Regions from separate parts of the Homo sapiens genome. Here region 1 is linked to region 2. Evidence: chromatin contacts called from ENCODE Hi-C or POLR2A ChIA-PET data. All regions are on one chromosome and are shown on one strand. The core of a region is the stretch at or near the end of the contact, and the rest is flanking DNA. Distances in the headings are between cores, read along the strand shown. Region 1 overlaps NR6A1 (nuclear receptor subfamily 6 group A member 1). Region 2 overlaps NR6A1 (nuclear receptor subfamily 6 group A member 1).

What was found. Hi-C counts contacts between places; a loop is a spot of excess contacts on that map. ChIA-PET counts read pairs that join two places held with the same protein, here RNA polymerase II (POLR2A). Pooled maps may share reads with other maps.
Region 1: a map of right lobe of liver shows a loop between it and region 2 (3-fold over the local background). The contact joins two enhancer-like sites. A Hi-C loop is called at or near these places in 24 of 168 maps with a recorded cell type or tissue (A673, B cell, Caco-2 and 18 more), 29 of 37 single-sample maps with no recorded cell type and 23 of 50 pooled maps. POLR2A ChIA-PET finds 5 or more read pairs at or near these places in 13 of 52 experiments (AG04450, BJ, GM12878 and 9 more).

What each region holds. Positions count from the first base shown.
Region 1 is chr9:124,753,831-124,760,141 of GRCh38, forward strand. The region is part of intron 1 of NR6A1 (nuclear receptor subfamily 6 group A member 1); the gene reads right to left. It overlaps LOC124900274 (a long non-coding RNA gene), which reads right to left. Exons shown (of 2, transcript XR_007061773.1): 1 at 1-6,311. Among named protein-coding and RNA genes, the nearest start is that of NR6A1, 14 kb to the right of the region's middle. Within about 2 kb of position 4,446, at least 3 of the 41 ENCODE cell types and tissues checked have a DNase peak (open chromatin) inside an H3K27ac peak, as active enhancers do.
Region 2 is chr9:124,719,403-124,725,560 of GRCh38, forward strand. All of the region lies in intron 2 of NR6A1 (nuclear receptor subfamily 6 group A member 1), which reads right to left. LOC124902269 (a long non-coding RNA gene) reads right to left here. Exons shown (of 2, transcript XR_007061772.1): 1 at 1-6,158. Among named protein-coding and RNA genes, the nearest start is that of MIR181B2, 29 kb to the left of the region's middle. RefSeq lists an enhancer at 1,562-2,071. Within about 2 kb of position 1,759, at least 2 of the 41 ENCODE cell types and tissues checked have a DNase peak (open chromatin) inside an H3K27ac peak, as active enhancers do.

The sequences.
Region 1 (6,311 bases), core at 3,196-5,695, 37 kb after region 2:
AGGGACCTAGCCTTGCTTTTACCCTGATAAAGCTGCAGTCTACTCTCCTAAGGCTCATAATTCTACTTACAAGCAAGACTGGGAATAAAGTGCTACAGAAAAGGGGCACATATCTTAAATCACTGAGAAGTCAAACCCTAAAGGGCACCAAGGAAGGAAGGACCATTTTATAACAAGTCCAAGCCAAAATAAAGTATTTCATTTGGGCAAATTCAACAACTCTGTAATGGAAAAGAAAGTCACTAGGTGGTTCATAACCAGCCTTTATCACCTGATATTGTCAAACTAGAGCCCACAGGGGAGAAAAACCTTGGGAGGAGGAGTTCCAACTCAGAGTAGGAATGCTTCAAGAAAAGGAACACCAACTGAGTACTTACTACAGTCCCACCATTGTGAGTAATAGGCACTTTATTTTACATATATTGCCAAATTTTTCCAAACCTATATGAGATAATTCCAAGTCAACTGACCAAATTGCCAAATCTCCAAATAGCCAATTCTCTAAATTTGTCAAAAATTTGTTTTAAATATTTGGACAGTTTATAAAAATTCATATTGATGAGACAGTTAATTACCTTTTAAGGATTTCTGCCAAGTCAGAACTGACCGTTGGAATACCAGCATTTTTAAGATGTTCAATTTGTCTCTACACTGCAGCTGGAGAGAGCTGAAGCAGAGAGGACCTCTGCTGGTAGAAATATACATCCTTGTCTGGGCTGCAGGGCATGGGGGAGAAATGATGTATAGGAAACGGGAAAAACAAAAAGGAAAAAAATGGTGGGGAGCATTTAAGAAAAACGAGATGAACAACGGGTTCTGTAAGGTCTACAGATTAGATTCAGCAAACTGTCTTTTATTGAATGGAATACTGGGTAAACTGAACATCTGGGAAACTGGTTTTCAATGACTTGGATTGTGGTAAACTGGTCTGCTGTACCTATGAGATCGATGATATTAACATTACTTACAGATAAGGAAATTAACTCAGAAACTTTTGTAAAGTAATACAGCTACATTCCAGGTTTTCCATAAACTACCTCATTTCATTCTCCAATAATCAATGTGGTGATTCCACATCCTTTTACCACCCTCCACCCAGTATCTCCACCCCCCTTCCACTCAACTGTCAAAAAAATACATTAAAAAATCACAAGAATAGACAGGATTTAAACCCAAGTCTAACGTTAAAGCTCAGGCTCTAATGCACCTAGTTATCACTACATCCTACCAATTTGCTGAAATAATTTTTAACCCCTGCCCTCCCACTGCTGAAGTTTGTCTACCATTACTACAGTAACTCCTTTCTGCAAAGATCTGCTTTTCAGAGGTTGAGTCACATTACCGTGGAAATATTTCAGGCAAAAGAGTATTTCAGAGATCTCATTTTATTTACCCTGAACAACCTTATTGCTCACACGATTTCAGATCAAATCAGAACTGAAATTGCTTGAGAACTTCCATTAGAGACTCTCAGACTGGCAATCCCTGCTGTGTATTAACAACTTTTTCCGTTCATTATGTTGGCTTCATTCACAAGCACACTGGCATGTAATTTCATTATTGTGATCTAAGAGTGACTAGGTTAGTCTCATTAAATAAATGTAAAAACTAAAATAATCCTAAAATCTGCAAGATCTATGTAACACCTTACCGCTTGCTCAAACTATCTGCTTTACTGCTGGACTCTTCAGGGATTTATCACATTTATGATGCTGGAAGACATGTCTTATCTGACCTACTGACACATAAAACCTAACTTTTCTTATAGCAACAATGTCAAGGTCCTTTCTATCAATAAGATAGTACTTCAAGGCTCTCTAAACAGCTGCGAATATATTCTACCCTTTTGGTAAGCAGAAAAGTTCTTTATTCATAGAACTTAAGATGTGGCTCACATATAAAGCATTTTTAAAACATTAATATTTTTACTTTTACACTGACTGAGTATAATCAGAAACTTTCACTAAGAAAATTCCCACTGTGTAAAATATTTTAAGAATCAATTAAACTGTTACTTTTAAAAAAGTGTTAAATATTTGTTCTGATTCCCCACTGGGTTCAAAAACCTCTTTGATGTTAAGATGGGGAAAAGATAGATCTTTTCAGCAAATCTGAATAGCACAAAATGACACTTTGAAAAATGCCACCCTCTCTTAAATCTTTTCAAGTACATATTTTAAATGATCAACAAATAGATGACAAACTTAATTATTTTTGTAGCCCATATTAGGCTTCCCTTTGCACTTTAGTAGTACCTCTTATTAATTATTTCTGATCTTCAATGTACACCCAAGGCTACGCTTAATGTTTTAGCAAATAGAATACCATTCTTTTGAAATTGACAAAAGCTATAAATTTAACTCAAGACAGCTTTTGTAGTTCAGTTAGATTCAAGGTCATCTCAAGGCTTTTAATTACTAACCAGGAATTGAGGAGGTTTGTACCCGCTATAGTTGAGAGAAAGAGCAGCTGGCTTATTCATTTTCTTATTAAAGAGCATTATAAAACCTATCTTGGCAAATTACAAGTTTCTGATCACCAGTGGTGAGCACAAAGCAGCAAAGCAAATGATCTTCAAATGTTCATGTTTACTTTCAATCAACATAAACTTTAACAATGTCTAAAGACTACTTAATTTTAATTTCAGCAAATATGACTTATGCTTTAATAAAAAAATGTATAGATAGCTGGATTCCCAAAATGTTCCTATTTCCATTCTGAAATCAGACCTGTTAAAAACTGTGAATGCCCTTCAAATTAGCATAAGATTTATTTAGATTCTTTCACCATCAAACACTGCACAGGATCAGGATAGAAACTAGCCACTGAGGAACCCATGCAGATTTCTAAAGGAATGCAAGTTTAAATTCTCTCTGCATGTACTTAATTTCTATTCACACTCAGGTATAGGTAGGTCTCAAGACACATTAAAGACTGTGGGAGATGATATAATTGTATTAGAAGACACACGCACATCAACTTATCATCCCGAGATTTTTAGAGGCAACCAGAGAAGGCTCTAGGGTGTCTCTGCCACCCATTCACCCATATCTATAAGAATTCGAAGGTAGCCTCAGAAGGGTCCTTAAGCACAGCTCTGACCAGACTGGAGATGCTAGGATGAGGGTGCAGGGCAACATTCTAGTGCCAGAATCAAAAAGAAAAAAAAAGGGCGGGTAGGGGGGGAATGACTCTCTCTCACCCCAAAATGATAAAAAGCAAAGAGCCTACCCACAGTATCTCAAATTCTATCTCAAGCACCAGGCATTTATTAAAATAAATAAGTACTGCTGGCAGCCCTGGATGTTGGTATGCAAGGTATCTCAGTGTAAATTAAAGTAGTTGTTGGTGAGGGTACATTGAGATAGACACACACTTCTCAAAATTATCCCCCAAAATAAGCCAAGATAAAAGCAAGCACAAGATGGTGTGAGAAGTACTATTATAACACTGAAAAAATAAAACCTATCTAAATGGCCAGCAATGAAAAACAATGGGCTGTCATACAGCTATCGAAAGTTTCAAATAACTTGATGTTCAATGAGTGAAGTTTATAACAGGAGAAAAAACATTTAAAATTAAACAAAAAGCAGAAAACGTAATAGTATATACTGTATGACTAAAAAAATGCAAAAAAAAAAAAAAAACCTTGGATTTGAGGTCTAGAAGAAAATGTTAATGAAAGTTGCTTAGTGGTAGGATTATAGGTTATTTTCCCTTCGTTTTCCATATTCTCTTCAGTAACCATGCATTAATTTTAAAAACACTGGATTCTTAAGCAGCTCACATCTTAAGAACCAAAGGACCTAAGGGCCACAGGCAATTCAAGCACAGACAGACCCTCAGAAATCACAAGTATTTAAAACCTAAATATACGATGCAGCTGTATCTTTCCTGCTTTTATTTATATGCAAGCACTTCCAACTGTGTTTCCCAGGGTATGTTCCTTAGACAACGCTTTAACCCTGCTTTCCAAACAAGGCATTTGAAACATCGGGTATTCTCCAGCCAGGAGTCCTTATCTATGCTCTGAAACTAGCTTTGGAGAATAAATTTACAGTGTTTCACACACTTCGGCTTGCTCAGTATTTATTTTTTGATGGGCACACTGTACGAAAAGCAAACTTATTTTGAAATATTTTGAAAAGGCTCGCAGCAGATAGGAAATTTTATCTCCAAATGTTAAATGCACTTCTTCACAGCAGTACTTTCAGCAACTGCTTGCAGTCAGTTCTGAATTCCAGGGAACCAAAGTATCTCTCAGATTCGATCTGTCACCAAGAAAGGGAATATTTTTTTGTGGGAAAGCAATTGTATTTTCCCACATTAGGTGATTGATTAAGTTCTCTCCCTAAAAGGCTGATTGGTTTCCTGGTGCCAGTAAAATGATTGATGAATATTTCAACTGCAGCTACCCTGCTACACTCTTCACTTCACCCCTCCCCCATGCACCTCTCCCCTTTCCTGCTGGGTTCCCTTTTTACAGACCAGCAGCATTTAAGGAAGTTTCCCTTCTGTTTTGCAATTTCCCTTAATGAATCAACGTTCTCAAATGAAGCGCATTTAATCTTAGGAAGACAGCACTCTTCTCAATGCTGAATGAGTTTTGCAGATAAATATCCCATTACAAGGAATGAGGAAAAACTCTAAAATTAACTATGAGTTTGACTCAGCAAATGAAACTGTACTCAAAAAAGAGAAAGTGTGGCATGGAGGGGTTATAAATGAAAAAAGTGATCTTGTTTAAACAACAAAAATACTCCATAATTTATTTCAAATTTACATTACAAATTATCATAACATCAGAACTGTAACTGTAAACATTTCTATAAGGCAGACTCAAAGAATGAAATTTACAGATAAATTATGGGATCTCACAGACTTTAAAGCAGCCAAGGGTTCTAAAGCAGAACAGGGAAACAGTTTGGTAAATGTAAATATTCTCAGAGGGATGATTGAACAGTATCTGACATCAAAATCATCCCAGAGAATGTGGGCAGTCAGTACCACAGCTATTTGCTTTAGGCAGAACTTTTCTAAATTGCAACTTCCTGTTTTGCCCAATTCATTCCATCATAAACCTGGAAAATCCTTTCAGGGATTATCTAATTTAGCTCCTCCATTTTTATAGGTGGACCCACAGAGACATGCATTTGAGACAGAGCTAGAATCAGATCCTAGGCATAAAGTATCTCCTGGGCCTCATAACTCCTCAATGTTTGGGCTCCTCTCTAAAGTCTTTTCCTATTCAAACTACTTTGCTAACATAATCTATTAACCCACACTGCCTATCCTCTTTTACATCTTTCTCACTATCTCTCTTTTCATTAGGAAATCACCTTCTGTATTTTATAAATTTTGGACACCTAGCTCTTATATTTCTTTTGTGAGACAGAATTTTAAAAAGGTACATGGGACAAAGGCCACCTTTTCCTAAACTGCATTCCCGAATACAGTCAAGCAAACAGCCACTAGTTTATTGGCCATCTCGTCTTAATCTGGGATATCTAGTCACTTTAAATTACAGGAGAACCATGTTTCCAAACAGAAACTACATTCTAGTTCCAGGAGGGCCTATCAAACCTTGGATTTAGCTTAAACACACTGCTTGACTTAGATATTGGCCCCAATTTCCTCAAGTAGCTGAAAAGCACATTCCTTTCCCTTATATTTTGTAGACTTACTCTGACTACCAGCAAGGGACTCTGAGATAAGCAAAAGGCTCATATTCCTGACTTGCCTCTTTCATTCATTCAATATTCATGGAACACCAATTCTCAGTGCTTAGGATACAGATAAAAGACATTGTACTCCTGCCTTGAGTAACTCAAAACGCCTTCATTCCTTAGCACCCCTTGGGTTCACCGAAGATTGTCCCTGATTTGGCAAAATTGTTTTCTGGCCAAAGGCTTATTAAAACCAACATGAGGCCAGGGGCTGTGGCTCACAGTTGTTAATCCCAGCACTTTGGGAGGCCAAGGCGGGTGGATCATGAGATCAGGAGTTCGAGACCAGCCTGGCCAACACAGTGACACCCTGTCTCTACTAAAAATACAAAAATTAGCTGGGTGCGATGGTGGGCACCTATAATCCCAGCTACTCAGGAGGCTGAGGCAGAAAAATTGCTTGAACCCAGGAGGTAGAGGTTGCACTGAGCCAAGATCGCACCACTGCACTCCAACCTGGGTGACAGAGCTAGACTCCATCTCAAAAAAAAAAAAAAACAACCACCATGAGGTGGGATGCCGAGGCAGGCAGATCACCTGAGATCACAAGTTCGAGACCAGCCTGGCCAACATGGTGAAATCTCG
Region 2 (6,158 bases), core at 509-3,008:
TTAAACTGCCAAGTCTGAAAAATTAACCTGCACATTATCAGTTTTAATAGGTATCAGATTACATTTTTAAGAGTTCCCATTTTCCCACACTCTCATCATCCCTAAAAATTATTTAATGTAGGAGCTGAAAACTCAAATGCCTACAGAAGACTAGCAGGAAACGTAAATGGGTAAAGGAGGCCACCAAGGTTCTGTGAAAACCTAAGAGTATACGCTCATTTAAAGAAGGCAGCAGGCTGAGCACAGTGGCTCACACCTGTAATCTCAGCACTCTGGGAAGCCGAGGTGCGCGGATTGCTTGAGTCTAGGAGTTGGAAACCAGCCTGAGCAACCTGGTGAAACCCCACCTCTACAAAAAAACACAAAGATTAGCCCACCGCGGTAATGCGCGCCTATAGTCCCAGCCACTCGGGAGACTGAGGTGAGAAGAACTGCTTGAGCCCAGGAGGTCGAGGCTGCAGTGAGCCATGATCGCACCATTGCACTCCAGCCTGGGTGACAAAAGACCGTGTCCCCAATCCATATAAAGAAGGCAGCCACTACTCTGTTCCAGCCAAGAGATGCCATATAAAAATCTGAGCTCAATGTTAGATATTACAATTTATCAAGAAAGCCAGAAATCCAAAGTTTTTTGAAACTCTTGAACGTTTTTGGGTTTTTTTGAAATGCAGTTTTGCTCTTGTCACCCAGGCTAGAGTGCAATGACGCAATCTCAGCTCACTGCGGCCTCCACCTCCAGGGTTCAAGCAATTCTCCTGCCTCCATCAGCCTCCCAAGTAGCTGGGATTACAAGCATGCGCCACCACGTCCAGGTAATTTTGTATTTTTAGTGGAGATGGGGTTTCACCATGTTGGCCAGGCTGGTCTCGAACTCCTGACCTCAGGTGATCCACCCACCTCAGCCTCCCAAAGTGCTAGGATTACAGGCGCGAGCCACCACGCCCGGCCATCTTGAACATTTTAAATGTTGACAACTAACATGATTTTATTTAAACATCCTGGAAGTCAAACAAAATACATCTATAGGGCAGACTACACTTAGGACATGGAATTTTGTACTAACAGATGAAAAAGATCTTTAACACTGTATTTTCACTTTGAATCTTATTTTGCAGTTTTGATTTTCTTATGCTTACCAACAAAGCACATTCAATTTTGGTTCACAATGACTGTCGGCTCTCTTCAAAGAGAGAGGCTTATCTTTTCTTTCAGATCATATCTATGACAAATACTGGACCAAAATAAAACAAAAACAAAGTAGCTTCAGGTAAAGAGGCAAAGAGTGGTCCCGGTTGACCAAAGAGTACCCAGAAAGGGCCTCAGTTAGAACTGAGTTATTATAGCCTCAGCATGCTAAGAATATGTGAGATATTTAGAAAAAAAAAGTTAATTTGTAAAACTATGTACAACTTTGAAGACAGTGACTTTAATCTAGGGTATCCCCCCACTACTGATACGTTTGCCTAACACAGAAGGTTTTCTCTTTGGCAAGAGTTCAAAAAAGGAAGAGAAGAATTCCCATGTATTCCCTTGTTATCAAGCACTGAATTTAAGCAACCCCTTTCAGCTTTTTTTTAATAAAATAAAACAAATGTTTATTAAAAGTCTTTGTCTCATCTGAAAATGTTACTGCAATATTGCTCCCATGGAAAGAACAACTGCAGAACCTAACTAGCCTCAGAATTTCTTCTCATTCCTTCTTAGTCATTCATTAAAATCTCCAGACTTAGATATTCAAGCAATCCCTTCACCCACCAGAGATAGTGGCAGACATCCAAGACTATCCAAGGACCCAACAACCGCCTTTGAATGCAACTATCTTTTCATCAACTGTAAACAAGTGCTAAACTCTCGGCTCCATAGGGAGTCCCTACCAAGTCAGTATAAACTCAAATAGGGGCAGAGGTCAAGGGGATGAGAGTTCACCCTAAGCTCTGGATCTCATACCACCCCTACCCTGATCAAAACAATCCTTATCAGAAGGGAACTCCTCAGCAAAAGGCCACATTCAGAAGGCTTGATCTAGCAGCAATGCCACAGAATCAACTGAAGCTTTGGAAGCAGGCACTCGGAACTGTTATGAATGTGACATAGCAAAATCACTAACAGTGTTGCAGAGAAAAAGGGACATAAAGGGAGGAAACAAGGGAGATTTGTGAACTATCTTAAGTTGCTTCAGGAAAGAACTCACTTGAAAAATAGTGGAATAATCCTGAATCTGAGCCACAGAAGACAACTCGGGAACCTATTCCACAATGAATCATTCTACTTTGTGTCCAAAACCACCCTAATACACGCAGAAGAGGCCCAGATGACACTTCAAAAATAGTCTTCATTCTTTTACACAAAAACCCTGATTATATATGTTATAAATCATTACACTGCCTTAAAGTCTTCCACCATCAGCATTTGAGATCTGTCACAATCAAGACAGCTAGAGACAGGATAGAAATTAATTATTTAATAAAGCAGGGGCTCTGAAGTCTCAGATACTTCACTAGGTACTTTGGGGTGAGTCATTTAATCTCTTCAGGCCTCATAGTTCTCATCTGTAAGATGGGGATTGTATCTTTTTAAACAAATCTTATGAATGCTTAATAAAAAATGCATGTGAAACATTCTGTGCATAGTAAATATTAGCTATCCTTACTATTATGTGGTAAAAGCCACATCATATTTTGTGTCTGCCTTCCTGATTAAACCAGAGTCCTTTCTGGGCAAGAACTATGTCTCAGCTTGGCACCCAAAGTAGGGAGGGAGAAAAGAACAATAAGTGCGTTAAATGAACTAAGTATTACCAAGTCAAACTTAAAATCAGATCATTTTATATGCTATAATCCTTCTCACACTTACTGAATATACGCAAAGTGCCTGGCACACAAGGAATACCAAATACACAAGTAAATGGTAATTTCCTTTTCTTCCTTCATCTGTAACATTCAGTCTTAAGTTCACTCTCTGCAGACATTTGGGCTTATATAAACTACTTTCTGAGACCAAAAATTGTGACACATAGTTTGACAACTAGGAATAAATCCATTAGAACATGTGACAGAATACTGGAATTTTAGGGTACGCTAGCTGAGATGTACACATTTCTCTTTTGTAGCTGGAAGAATCCACAAAAAAATATCTTTGGGATCCCAAGTCACGTGACAGTTGAATGCAAAGCCAGAGCAAGTTCGTGGTGCCAGGCTTTCTTTTTATCTTGCCTATTTTTTATCTTGTTTTTTTCATCTTGCCTGTTCATCCCACCAACACATGTAGAACTCTCCTTGGTGGGCATCTACCAATATGGCAAGATATACCAAAATTTAATTTACGTTTTTTCTGAGACAGGGTCTCACTCCCGACACCCAGGCTAGAATGCAGTGGTGCAATCTCTTGGTTCAGTGCAGCCTCAACCTCCAGGGCCTCAGGTGATCCTCCCACCTCAGCCTCCCAAGTAACTGGGACTACAGGTACACGCCTAGAGTCGGGGTTTCATCATGTTGTCCAGGCTGGTCTCAAACTCCTAGGCTCAAAATAATCTGTCCACCTTGGCCTCCCAAAGTGCTAGGATTACAGGTGTGACCCACCACACCCAGCACTTAACTTTCAAGTCTCTTTTAAAATACTCATATAAATATATATACATACACACTATATTACATATAGTGACATATACTATATATTAATACATACTATTTATTATACACATTATATATATGCTATATCATTTATATAGGTCCTTGATCATTAGAATATACTTTATTTTTTAAAGTCTGAGTAAACAGGAATCCATGGTAATAGTCAGATTTTAAATTCTACAAACTTTTTCTTCAGTATGCTTTCTGTAAGACCTTGCTATTGACCAAAAAGAAAGTGTGTAATTCGAGTATCTGTTTTAAATAAGCAGAAGGTTAACATGTTCAGTCTCCTAAGAGGTTAAATGTGTTGGCAGATGGTCATTTGGGAGGTTACCTGCTATTGGCTGGGGAAGAGGACCAAAACACCCTAACAGTCACTGAGATGGTAAAGAAGTCCCGACCAAAAGAGTCAGCAGCATATGAGCTCTTCTATTCCTGTGACTGAACTATTTAATTGAGTCTATGGTCATACACTCTGAACACGCCCAATCTCATCTGAACTATTTACTTGAAGCAGTAACTTACACCTGCCAACACCTTTGTGTCATTAAGAAACACAGGCCAGCTTAATTGAATAAAACAGTTTCAACAGCCCATTAGTGCAGAAAGACTGAGAATTTCAACATTATACTACATAGCCTAGAACAGTATACACTTAATAGTATTTACCATTTGTCAAGCACTATTCCAAACTTTAAATATATTACATTCACTTAATCCTCACAGCAACCCAATAAAATAAAAATACATTTTACTGTCCTCATTTCATAGATGAGAAAAGGAAGGCAGAGAGTTTAAGTAATTTAACCAAGATTACAGTGAAGCCAAGTTGAATCCAAGCAATCTTGAGCCAGAGTCTATGTTCTTAATTATAAGAGCAGCTTTGGCTTGCATAAAAAAACTAAAGCACTCATTCGAAATGCAGACAAAAAATTTATACACAAACGTGTTCACTGTGGCATTATTTATGATGCAGAAAAAACTGAAAATCTAAATGCTCAACAATAGGAGGATGGTTAAATAAATCATGATAAAGCTATTTACTTATTTAATGAAATATCCTTCCGTTAAAAACATTTGTGAAAATCGTTTCATGACTTGGGACAATGTTCCCAATGTAATACAGAGTGGGGGAAAACAAACAGGATACAAAAATTGCATATATAGTATAGATTCCTAATTATGTAAAAGATGAGCTCGGACACAACCTGGAAGGACATACTCTCAAACGTGAAGCAATGGTTATTTCTAGGTGGTGGGATTAGAGATGCTTCTATTTTCTTTTAGTGTTTTCCATAGTGAACCATACATTATTCTACTACCAGTTTAAACAAAAACAATGTTTTTTTCTTTTAATCAAGCTACACCAAGATCCTCAACCAGCTGGTAAAAAAAGAGAAAAAAAAAAACCACACAGCTAAAAAGCTTCTAATATGTCTAACTTCAAGCAGGTACTTTCCTTGGGATTATATCCTTTGAACATCAGACAACATAGCACATACCAAAAAAAAAAAAAAATTCAATCTTCAACTTTGGAAACTGAATTAAAGTAAGTACTTTCAATTTTGGTCAATGTTTACTCTCAGTGTAATTACTTGTAGGATTATGTTACAAGAGGAGAAATGGACTTCATTATATGTAAGCCAAAAATTCAGGAACAGTATTTCTGAAATAGATAATAAGAGACAAAAAGTTTGGCGAGGAAGAACAGCTGTTGCTAATCCAACTATTTACCCTTTGACCCTCTATCTGGCCAGTAACCGAACACTATCAACTGTTTCCCTTTATTATGTGCTGTTTACAATCCCTGAGAGGCATGAAAGGAATTAATAATTTAGCCTAGAAAGCTGACAGCCTTTATTGGGAAGCCCCTTGTCTATGGGACAGAAATCAGAGCAAGTCCTGAAGTCACAGGTCCCTTTACTGTTCCTGTTTTATAGCCTAACTGGCCCCCAAACATAAATCAATTATTTCTCCTGTTTTAAGCAACAATGACTTCTATTCTCTAACTTCCCTTGTATCAAGTCGGTCCTTGTTCTCTTGAGTTTTACAGCTACACGGTAAACACGACGGCCGAGGAAAAAACTCGGGGAGCAGGGCAGACAGGGGTTATTTGGAAACAGAAGCACAGAAAGGTTATGCTGTTTTGAACTTCTCTTGACCTTTGACTGCCCTTGTCCCTAGCTTATGCTAATGGACATGGTACAGGGACACTTCTTGTAGAAATGAACTTAGCCTGAACCTGTGCCATAACATTGGACTCCAGGAAGTCCAGGAATCATAGGAAGGCAGCCAGAGTGTGAACAGCTGCCCATATTCTGAGCATGGCTGCCCATCTGCTTTATCACACTAAAGGTATTTAAAAAAAAAGAAAAAAAAAAAGCCAAGCCATTTAATTGGACAAAGTCAGTCTTTCCTCAACTAGTTCCCACATGACACCTGCTGTCCCAAACCTGCTGCCTACAACCACTGCCATGCACAACTGGAAATTAGCAACGAAGTATTTCCTGTTCCAAAATAAGGGAGTGT